2 separate regions of the Homo sapiens genome follow, and region 2 is linked to region 1. Evidence: chromatin contacts called from ENCODE Hi-C or POLR2A ChIA-PET data. All regions are on one chromosome and are shown on one strand. Each heading gives the region's core, a stretch centred on a gene start or an enhancer-like site at or near the end of the contact. The rest is flanking DNA. Distances are from core to core; before and after follow the strand shown.

Region 1 (6,702 bases), core at 781-3,280:
CCCCGAGACCCTGCTCCTTGTCCCCAGTACCTCTGTCCTCCCCTCCTCAGAAACCTGGTCACCCTACTCTGTCCCCTGGACCACTGCTCTGCCCCCTCCAGGTCACGTCACCTTGCTTCTCTTCTCTGATGCTTTAGCATCATCCCTGGGTCTCTTTGCAAAGGTGTCGTCTCCGTTCATGGCACCAGGAGCAGTCTCACCTGCAAGAGAAACAGCCTGAGACTTTCTAGCTACAGGACCCTTGGTCCTATGGAGGGAGAAATCAGTGAAGCCCGGCCACACTCAGTCACCTGGAATTAGGGGTTGCATTTCTCCATTCGGGGCTTACCTGTCCATGGGTAAGGACATGGAGAGAAGTCAGATGAAAACAGGGAGCCTGGAGTCTCTGGGAGAAGTATTGCTTGGGGATGACAGGTTTCCTAGCAGCCTTGAGTCTTTGGGAGGGGGTTGGCTAGTGTTGTTAGTAGTTTCCCTGGGGCTAGGCTTACCCTGAAAGATGTACAGACCCTTGCTGGGGAGGCAGGGACGTGACTGTGTAATTTTATTGAATGGGGGCGTTCTGACACCCCCACTCAATAAATAAAGGGAGGGAAGTGAGTCCCAGACATAACGTGGTCTTTCTGGTGATGGATCTGATCAGGCAGAGGGATGGGGGGGTTCTGTTCTGTTGAAGAGAAATGACCTTCACTAATATGAACAGATTTAGAAGCTATTACTGGGTTATTTGTAAATTATTAGAAGGAAGAGAGCTAGAATCTCTGAGATTACAAGAGCCTGCCATCACTTAGAGAAAATGTGGGGTGTTTCAATTTGCAGCAATCGGCCAGGCGCAGTGGCTCATGCCTGTAATCCCAGCATTTTGGGAGGCCGAGGCGTGCAGATCTCTTGAGCCCAGGAGGTTGAGACCAGCCTGGGAAACATAGCAAACCCCTCATCTCTACAAAAAAAAAAAAAAAAAAAAAAAAACAACCACACAAAAAATTAGCTGGGGGCGGTGGCACAGGCCTATAACATCTCAGCTCTTTGGCCAAGGGGGGGCGGATCGCTTGAGCCCACGAGGTTGATACCAGCCTAGCCAACCTAGAAAAACCCTCTACTAAAAAAAATAAAATAAAATAAAAAGTATTAGTGGGGGCGGGGTGGTGCTCGCCTGTAGTTCCGAGGCCGAGGCAAGAGGATCTCTTGAGCCCAGGAGGTTGAGGCCAGCCTGGCCAACATAGCAAAACCCCATTTCTACTACTAATAATAACAACAAAAATAATAACATCAGCGAGGTGGTTCTTGCCTGTAGTTCCGAGGCCGAGGTGGGAGGATCACTTGAGCCGAGGAGGTCAAGCCCAGTTCGGCCAACATAAGGAAACCCTGTCTCTACTAAAAAGAACAACAACAACAAAACTAGCAGGGGCGGAATGGCACACATCTGTAGTCCTGAGGCCAAGGTGTGAGGATCGCTTGAGCCCAGGAGGTTGAGGCCAGCCTGGCCAACATAGTGAAACCTGGTTTCTACTAAAAAAAAAAAAAAAAAAAGCATGGGCAGGATGGTGCACTTCTGTAGTCCCAGGGCCGAGGCGGAAGGATTGCTTAAGCCCAGGCGGCAGAGGCCAGCCTGGCCAACATAGCAAAACCGTCTGTACTAAAAAAATAAAAAATAAAAAAAATTAGTGAGGGTGGGGTGGTTCGTGCCTGTAGTCCCGAGGCCAAGGCGGGAGGATTGCTTGAGCCCAGGCGGTTGAGGCCAGCCTGGTCAACATAACAAATCCCCGTCTCTACTAAAAAAAAAAAAAAAAAAACAGGGGTGGGATAATACAGGCCTGTAGACCCAAGGCCGAGGCGGGAGGATCCTCCATGATGATCGTCCTGAAAGGCATTAGTTGTCTTTCAGTCCTCAAGATTTTCGGAACCCCAAGCACTTGACGGCCCTACAGAGGCTTCCTCCTTTTCTATCTGCCCCGATTAGCCCATCTAGGGTGTCCCTTAAAGAGAACCTACTTCAGAGACAAAGCAGTGGTTGCGAGGTCGGCAGCAGTGGTGGCGAGTTGGCAGCAGTTGGTGACAAAGTGTGGCTGGAGGAGGAGAAAATATTCTGCAATGTCATTGCTCCAGGATGATGGACCAATCAGGGCAGTTAGTGAACTCCATCTGGCCAATCAGAAGTCAGAACAGTAGGCGGGACAAGCCAAGCTGATGTGGGGTCTATCAGTCTAGGCTCTAGGGACAGAACCTTCTCAAAATGGAGGCAGAAACTCTGACTTTCCCGCCTAAAGCATCCCCTGGGATTGGCTACTCCAAGTTCAGAGTACGCATGCTCTGATTTTCTCTTTGGAGTCTTCCCAAATCAGAGTACGCATGCGCTGATTTTCTCTTTTCATTTTTCCTATCCCTCCCCACCTCCTCGGTGGTGCATTGTTATCCAGTTTTAATAAGGAGTGTATATGAAGCAGGTCATCATCTCAAATCCTTCCTGTCAGTTTCTATCTTTTTCAGGTATGGGATTTTTTCCTAGGAACTCTGTAGTGACGTAAGAAATTTGGGCCGGTGCGGCGGCTCACGGTTGTAATCCCAGCACTTAGGGAGGCCACAGCTGGAGGATCACTTGAACCTGGGAGGCAGAGGTTGCAGTGAGCCATGATCATGCCACTGCACCCCACCCTGGGCAACAGAGCAATACCCTGTCTCTTTTCTCTACAAAAAAAATAAATAAAATTAGCGAGGTGGGGTGGTGTGCCTGTAGTCCGTTACTCAGGAGGCTGAGGTAGGAGGATAGCTTGAGCCCAGGAGTACGAGGTTGCAGTGAGCCATGATCTGGCTACTCCTGCCTACCTGGGCCACAGAGCGAGATCTTGTCTTTAAAAAGAGAGAGAGAGAGAAAGAGAAAGAAAGAAAAATTTCAATGAGCCAGTCCCAGTGGCTCATGCCTGTAATCCCAACACTTTGAGAGGCTGAGGCAGGAGGTGGAAGGATCACTTGAGGCCAGGAGTTCCAGAACAATCTGGGATACATAGTGAGACCCCCATCTCTATAAAAAATTTTTAAAAAAGAAATTTAAACAAAAAAAAACACTTCTACACTTCCATATATGTTTTTTTCTAAAAGACCAAAGAAGCAGAAATATATTTTACCCATTGATATTAATAATATTTATAATAATAGTATTAAAAAGAGTATGTAATTAGGGCCCACTGTGTTCATCAGGGAGCTCATAAGTCAATTTGTCTAAGAAGTTTCCCCTACCCCCATCCCTAGTACCTCCAACAAGTCCCCATTCCTCTCTGGGCTTTCCACCTACAGCCCTGATCTCTCTAAGATCCTCCCAGGATTACAGCAAGCTCTCTTAGGGCAGGAACAGAGCAATGGCCCTTGAGCCCAGCACAAAGCCTTTTATGTGCATCTTCCCATTAATTTTCACAACCTTCTCTGGAGTTAAATACTATTATCATCCCCAGTATGCAGATGTTGAGACTGAGGCTCAAGAGAATTAAGCAGTCTGCTCAAAGTCACATAGTCAGTGGGTGACAGAGCTGGGATTCACCCCCAAGATAGAATTGAGTCCAAAGTCTGTGCTTTTATTTATGTATTTATTTATTTTTAATTAAAATAATTTTTTTTTAGAGATGGGGTCTTGCTATGTTGTCCCTGCTGATCTGGAAGGAACTGCTGGCCTCAAGCAATCCTCCTGCCTTGGCTTCCCAAAGCACTGGGATTACAGGAGTGAACCATCCCACGCCCGGCCTCAAAGTCGGTGCTTTTAATTACTCTTCTATATTGCCTCGACTACTTGTTGAATGAATGAATGCATCTTACAACTGCAAAGGTTCTTTAACATAATTTACATAACTCCTTACAATCACCCCATATTCCCTCTGACTGCTGTAACAAATTACCGCAAACTTTGTGGCATAAACAACATCAATTTATTCTCTCACAATTCTGGAGCCCAGAAATCTGAAATCAGTTTCACTGAGTTGAAATCAAGTTGTCAGCAGGGCTGTAGTCCTCCAGAGGCTCTAGGAGAGAACCTGTTCCTTGCCTCTTCCAGCTTCCCGTGATTGCCAGCATTTCTTGGCTTGTGGCTTGATATGGATTGGCTCTGTGTCCCCACCCAAATCTCATCTCGAATTGTAATCCCCACAGATTACAAATCCCCACGGGGGTGGTTTTCCCCATGCTGTTTTTGTGACAGTGAGTTCTCATGAGGTCTGATGGTTTTACAAGCGTCTGGCATTTCCCCTGCTTGCATTTCTGTCTCCTGCTACCATGCGAAGAAAGTCTTTGCTTCCTCTTCACCTTTGGCCATGATTGTTTCCTGAGGCCTCCCCAGCCATGCAGAACTGTGAGTCAGTTAAATCTCTTTCTTTTATAAATTACCCAGTCTCGGGCAGCTCTTTATAGCAGTGTGAGAAGGGACTAATATATGGCTGCATCACTCTAATCTCTACCTCCATGGTCATTGCCTTCGTTTGTTTTCTGTTACTATAATGGAATACCACAAACTGGGTAATTTATAAAGGATAGAAGTTCATTTGGTATACAGTTCTAGAGGCTAGGAGTCCAAGAACATGGCGCTGGCATCTGGTGAGGGTTGTGTCATGATGGAAGGATGAAAGGCAAAAGCAAGTGCAGGAGACAGACAGAGAAAATGTGACTAAGCTCCCTTTTATAACAAACCCAATCTCGTGATAACTAATCCACTCTTATGATAATGGCATTAATCACTTCCTAACAGCCCCACCTCTTAATATTGTTAACAATGGCAATTAAATTTCAACACAAGTTTTGGTGGGGACGTTCAAACCATGGCAGGCTTACTGCCTTCTTCTCTTCTGTCTGTGTCAGATCTCCCTGCCTTAATCTGATAAGGACACTCATTATTACATTTAGGGCCCACCCAGATAATCCAGACAATCCAGGAGAATCTCCCCATCTCAAGAGCTTTAACATAATTACTTTTTTTTTTTCGAGACGGAGTCTCACTCTGTTGACCAGGCGAGAGTACAGTGGCATGATCTTGGCTCACTGCAACTTCTGCCTCCCGGGTTCAAGCAATTCTTTGCCTCAGGCTCCTGCATAGCTGGGATTACAGGTGCCCGCCACCATACCCAGCTAATTTTTATATTTTTTTTAGCAGAGACGGGGTTTCACCATCTTGGCCAGGCTGGTCTTGAACTCCTGACCTCGTGACCCACCCGCCTCGGCCTCCCAAAGTGCTGGGATTATAGGCGTGAGCCACCACACCTGGCCAACATAATTACTTTTTTTGTTGTAAGCTAACACTCACAGGTTCCAGGTGTTACTATGTTGCTATCTTTTGGAGGGGCGTTGTTCAGTCTACCACAGCCTGCCCTCTGGCCCCCAAGTATTCACATCTCTCCCACATGCAAAATACATGCACCCCATCCCCAAATCCTCAAATGTCTCAAACCGTGCAACATTAGCTGAAGTCCAACATCTTATCCATATAAGATCAGCTCAAAAGTACCAAATCTCCTCATCTAAAACAGATATGGATGAGACTCTGGTTATGAAACATCCTGGGGCAAAATTCTCCTGCCGTGAATTTGTGACACTAGAAAGCAAGTTATTTATTCCAAAAATAAAGTGGCGAGACAGATGTAGGATAATAGTTACAGATATTTCTATTTCAAATGGGAGAAAATGGAAGGAAGGAGTTGCCACTTCCAACCATTTTGAAATCTAGCAGGACAAATTCCATTTGGTTTCAAGGACTCAGAATAATCCTCTGTAGCTTGAAGCTCTCCCCTCTCCCATCGCCCTCCTCTCAGAATGTATGTCATAGTGATTCACACCTTTAGACCAGCAGGTCCTATGTGTATCTTCCCAGATAATATCATTTCTAGACTGGCTATGGCTGAGCATAGTGGAAGAGCTCCTTGAGTCACGTGCCTAATCTCTTCAGCACTAGCAAACATGGCCACATTCTTGACTTTCTCTCTAGAGGATACCTTCCTGACAGTGCCTCTCCTAATTTTAGTGTCTTTTGCAATCTTGATAGGCTTAGAATTTCCCTGGATCCTTTTTGTTTAACAGTCCTTTCCTCAGTTTATCCTTTTCCTCTAACATTTTACTAGAACTTGAATTGGAGTCCAATATAAAAATGAAAAATTATGGGACTAAGACTGGGGATAAAAAATGATGGAATCTCTAGGCAAGTTGCTGAGGGTTTATGAAGGATGAGCCTTGGGAATGGAGTCTTATATATGATCAGATTGGTTGTGATTGAAAAGAAATTGTTCATCCGTTTATCTAAAAATCGACCATTAGTGTCAAGGGTGCAATGAAGCAGGGCGAGTCTACTCCTCTCGTTTTGAATTAGGTTTTCTTAACATGTTGATCTGTTTTTTCTTTATCTTTTAAACAATCAGTCTAAAAAAAGGGGATTTTGTGTTTTAAGATAGTTTCCTAACTGCATTTATTAGGTTTTGGTTTTTGTTTTTGTTTTCTGAGATGGAGTCTTCCTCTGTCGCCCAGGCTGGAGTGCAGTGGTGGGATCCAGCCACCGTAGTAAGCAAGGTTGCTTACTGCAACCTCCACCTCCCAGGTTCAAGTGATTCTTGTGCTTCAGCCTCCTGAGTAGCTGGGATTACAGGTGCCCACCACCACGCCCGGCTAATTTTTGTCTTTTTAGTAGAGACGGGGCTTCACCATGTTGGCCAGGCTGGTCTCGAACTCCTGACCTCAGGTGAG
Region 2 (3,783 bases), core at 1,284-3,783, 210 kb before region 1:
CTGGTAGCCCTGTGTTGGTCCATGTTGGAAGGCCAGTAGAGGCAGGCCCTGGGAGGGAAGGGGAGCAATCAGAGCAGGAGGCTGTGGCAGGGAGGCGGCGAATGGATGCAGAGGGGAGGGGGGTTGTCTTTTTTTTTTTTTTTTAAATCCAAATAAAGTATGCTAGTTATTTGGACGGGACACTTCAGACTTGAAATATGGATACCTGCATCCCCCCCACCCCCCGACCTTTAGCCATCTGGGTCAAAGCCTCTAGTGACAGGTGTCTCTTTCCCTGGCCAGCTGGTAGCACAGATGTGTAATGGCTCTGGGTGGGGGAGGGGTATGAGGGGAGAGAGAAATCAGAGTAGATAGGAAAGGAGACAGAGGCTGGAGGAGGTTGGGCAGGAGTGTGTGCGCACGTGTGTGTGAATATGCTGAGTGTATCTCACCTGCCCGTTCTCAGCCACAGCCACACGTATGTGAGCTGTGCCTGCGTCTTCCTATGTAACTTGCCTGGTGCTGCGTTCTGTCTATGGCCGCCTGCCAAACTTGTGCTTTTTTTTTTTTTTTTTTTTGAGATGGAGTCTCACTCTGTCGCTTGGGCCGGAGTGCAGTGGCGCGATCTTGGCTCACTGCAACCTCCGCCTTCCAGGTTCAAGCAATTCTCTTGCCTCAGCCTCCCGAGTAGCTGGGATTACAGGAACCCGCCACCACGCCCAGCTAATTTTTTTTGTATTTTTAGTAGAGACGGGGTTTCGCCACGTTGGCCAGGCTGGTCTCGAACTACTGACCTCATGATTCACTCACCTTGGCCTCCCAAAGTGCTGGGATTACAGGCATGAACCACTGCACCCGGCCCAACTCATACCTTTTTTTTTTTTTTTTTTTTGGCAACCGTGTGCATTGGTACTGTCTGTCGGTGCAGTTCATCTATATGTTGTTGTGTGTGTGTGTTGCTTGGGTGTTTGTCTCCTTTGTAATGGTCGTGGGTGACAAGTGTGTCAGAGTACTTGTCCCTCCTATATGTGTATCTATGCGCACGTATCTTTCTTTGTGTGTCTGCTGCTGTATTTGTGTCTCTTCTTAGCGAGTGGCTGCAGGTATGTGTGCCCTCGGGGTGTTTCTTCTGGTGCCATGGTATGAGTACTATCTGGTTCTCTTGTTTTTTCCTTGTGTAGCTTTCAGTGTGGTTTCTGGATTTTTTCTTTGCAACGATAGTAAGCGTACTCTGCATTCCTGTGCTTTGTGTTTGTGTGCAGGTATATGCTTTCCCTATATGTTTCTTTTCTGACTTGATTTGTGACTAGCTGTGTGTGTACACGGCTGTGTGCAGCCATTTGCTGAAATGCAGTTGTGTGTGTGTGTGTGTGTGAGAGAGAGAGAGAGAGGAGAGAGAGAGAGAAGGAGACTATGGCTTTTCTGTTTGTACAAAAATCATGTCAGCCTATGAGTGCCTCTCTCTGTGACTGGAGCTGTATGTGGTTACATGTGGTCACAAGTGCACATTCAAGTTCACATACACAGAGATATCATTTTAGGGCTTGAACCTGGAAGTTTGCCTCCAGGGTCATCTGAACCTGGATTCAGGTTCAGATCCAGGGCCATCTGAACCTGGATCGTGTGTGTGGGAAAGACCCAGGACCCACACACAATGTCATCAGCTGTGTGTAATTGTGTGCTCTGTGTGTGGCTGTGAATCTGTGTGTGTGATTTGCCTGTTGATTGTCTTTGGCATGGCTGTGGGTCCACGGGCGGTGAGGTTCAGGAGTCTCGAGTGTCTGGAAATCGGCACAAGCCTATCCCTGTGTTAGTCTGTGCTCTCTGTGAGCGGCTCTGAGCCTGTCGGTATTGATAGCTGTAAGACTATCGTCACTCTGTGTGGCCACGTGTGTGACTGTCCCATGAGCCATTGCTCTTAACGTGCAGTGGTGAGTCTGTGTGTGTTCATGTCTGTCAGTCTTTATTCTCTTGTGTGGCTGTGAGTCTTTGTGCACCTCTGTGAGTGATGGCGAGTTGGCCCCCGTATCTGAGCCCCTTGATGGGGCTGTGATGGGTCCTGTTGTGTAGCTGCGATTCCTGAGTGTGCAGGAGTCTCTCTCCCGCTGTGGGGAAGTAAACGCCCCATCCCTTGTCCTCCTCCAACTGTGGGTGGGGTGAGGGCATCTAGGCCAGCTTTGAAGCCCCAGCCAGCTCCTGGCCTTTCCGGGAATTCTGTGTTCCCTGTCGGGGGTGGGCAGGCGGGCGAGGGGCCCAGACAGAGGCCTCTTGTCCACCTGGGCTTCAAGCAGCCCAGTCGAGGTGGTCCCAGACCCCAAGTCCACCCTGCCTGACATCCTGTAGCGGACACGTGGCTTGCCTGGGACAGGCATGCCTGTCATATGCCTGGAGGGGAGTGAACAGACGGACTCCCATAGAAGACAGACGGACAGACAGATAGTGGGACTTCTCAGGGCTTGGACAAGCCCCACCCCACGCTTGGGGTGGGGTCCAGGACTACAGTGCCCGCCCAGTTTGCGGACAGTGTGAGTTCACAGTCCACATTCCCCACCCAGCCACAAATGCCCTCCCTGCCTCCCTCTGGGGGCCCCCAAGATCTAGGGTCCTCTCGTGCCTAGGCTGTCTGCCTGAGGTCTGCCTGGAATAGCCTGGCTACTACCCCTGCACCTGTTCCCCTGCTGTCCCCAGGCCTCTCTGCCTGAATCTGCCTCTCTCTGCCTCTTTTCTCCTGTCCCTCCAGGAGTCTCTCTGCCTCAACCACTCTCTCTGCCCCTTCATCTCTCTGAGCTGGTGTGTCTGGTCCTACCCTCTGTTTGGGGAGCTGTCTGGCTCTGTCCCCCACCTCTTGGCCAGCCTGTGTCTCCTGTCTATGACTGAGCCCAATTGCCTGTTGCCTTTCTGCAGGTGTTTCCACGAGCCTATCCCTACCCACCTGTTTGTTTCTGAGTCTGCCTGTGTGTCCCTTTCTCCCTGTCTCTGCCTGTCTTCCAAGCTCCCCTAGCATCCCCTCCTCCCGCCCATCTGTCTTTCTGTCCCTTCTGTGGTCTGTCTGTTCCTGTGCTGTTTCTCATGCCTGCTTTCTTTGTAACTTCAGTTCTCCTACTCTCTCTCTGTCTCCTCTCTGCACCTTTTTCTGCCATCCATCCCATCCTGCTGTCCGTCTGCTCTGTGAGTCCATCCCCTCTGTCTGCCTGTCACTCTCTCTAGCTGTGGGTCTACACCCTCAATCTTTCAGGCCATTTCCCCCACCATCAACACACAAACAAACCGCTGTCTCCCTCCAAGTGGGTCCAGATAGGGGGCGCCCCTTCTCCACCTCTTCCCCCGCCCAGGGCCAGAAGGAGGGAAACGAAATTAAAATTAACATTTCTTCTCAGGAAAAAAAAAAAAGTACCGCTCCAGAGCAGGAGCCTAGGCAGCCGAGAGGGTGCCCGAACCTGAGTCTGAGTTGCGGCCACTTCAGGAGCTGAGAGGAGCAGGTAGGTGAGGAGGGAGCGTGGGCTGCGGGGATGGTGTTCCTGGGGGCCTGAGATATGAGTAGGGGTCCTGGGAGGGGGCTCGGGGTTCCTTGGAGACATTTTAGCACTAGTGGGGAATGGAATGGCGTGTATGGGGAGGTCCTTTTTGTACCCTGATCCCAGGAAGTGAATTCAGGTGTGGGTGGGAGGCTCCGGAGGGTGCTGGTGGTGGGGGATGGGACTCCTTGAGACCCTCCCTGTCCCAGGAACGGGATTCAGGACTTGGGAAAAGGATTTCCTGAGCCAGTTTGAGCTCTAATGGGGACCTTGAATGGGGGTTTCTGAG

Evidence for each region. Hi-C counts contacts between places; a loop is a spot of excess contacts on that map. ChIA-PET counts read pairs that join two places held with the same protein, here RNA polymerase II (POLR2A). Pooled maps may share reads with other maps.
Region 2: a loop to region 1 is called in a map of K562, with 4 times the contacts of the local background. The contact joins the promoter of SLC38A5 here to the promoter of SSX1 in region 1. A Hi-C loop is called at or near these places in 1 of 168 maps with a recorded cell type or tissue (K562) and 1 of 50 pooled maps. POLR2A ChIA-PET finds 5 or more read pairs at or near these places in 1 of 52 experiments (A549).

Annotation. Positions count from the first base shown.
Region 1 is chrX:48,250,720-48,257,421 of GRCh38, reverse strand. SSX1 (SSX family member 1) reads right to left here and starts at 2,030. Exons shown (of 8, transcript NM_005635.4): 1 at 1,990-2,030; 2 at 112-200. The coding sequence starts at 180.
Region 2 is chrX:48,469,010-48,472,792 of GRCh38, reverse strand. It overlaps SLC38A5 (solute carrier family 38 member 5), which reads left to right and starts at 2,533. Exons shown (of 17, transcript NM_033518.4): 1 at 2,533-2,611; 2 at 3,357-3,458.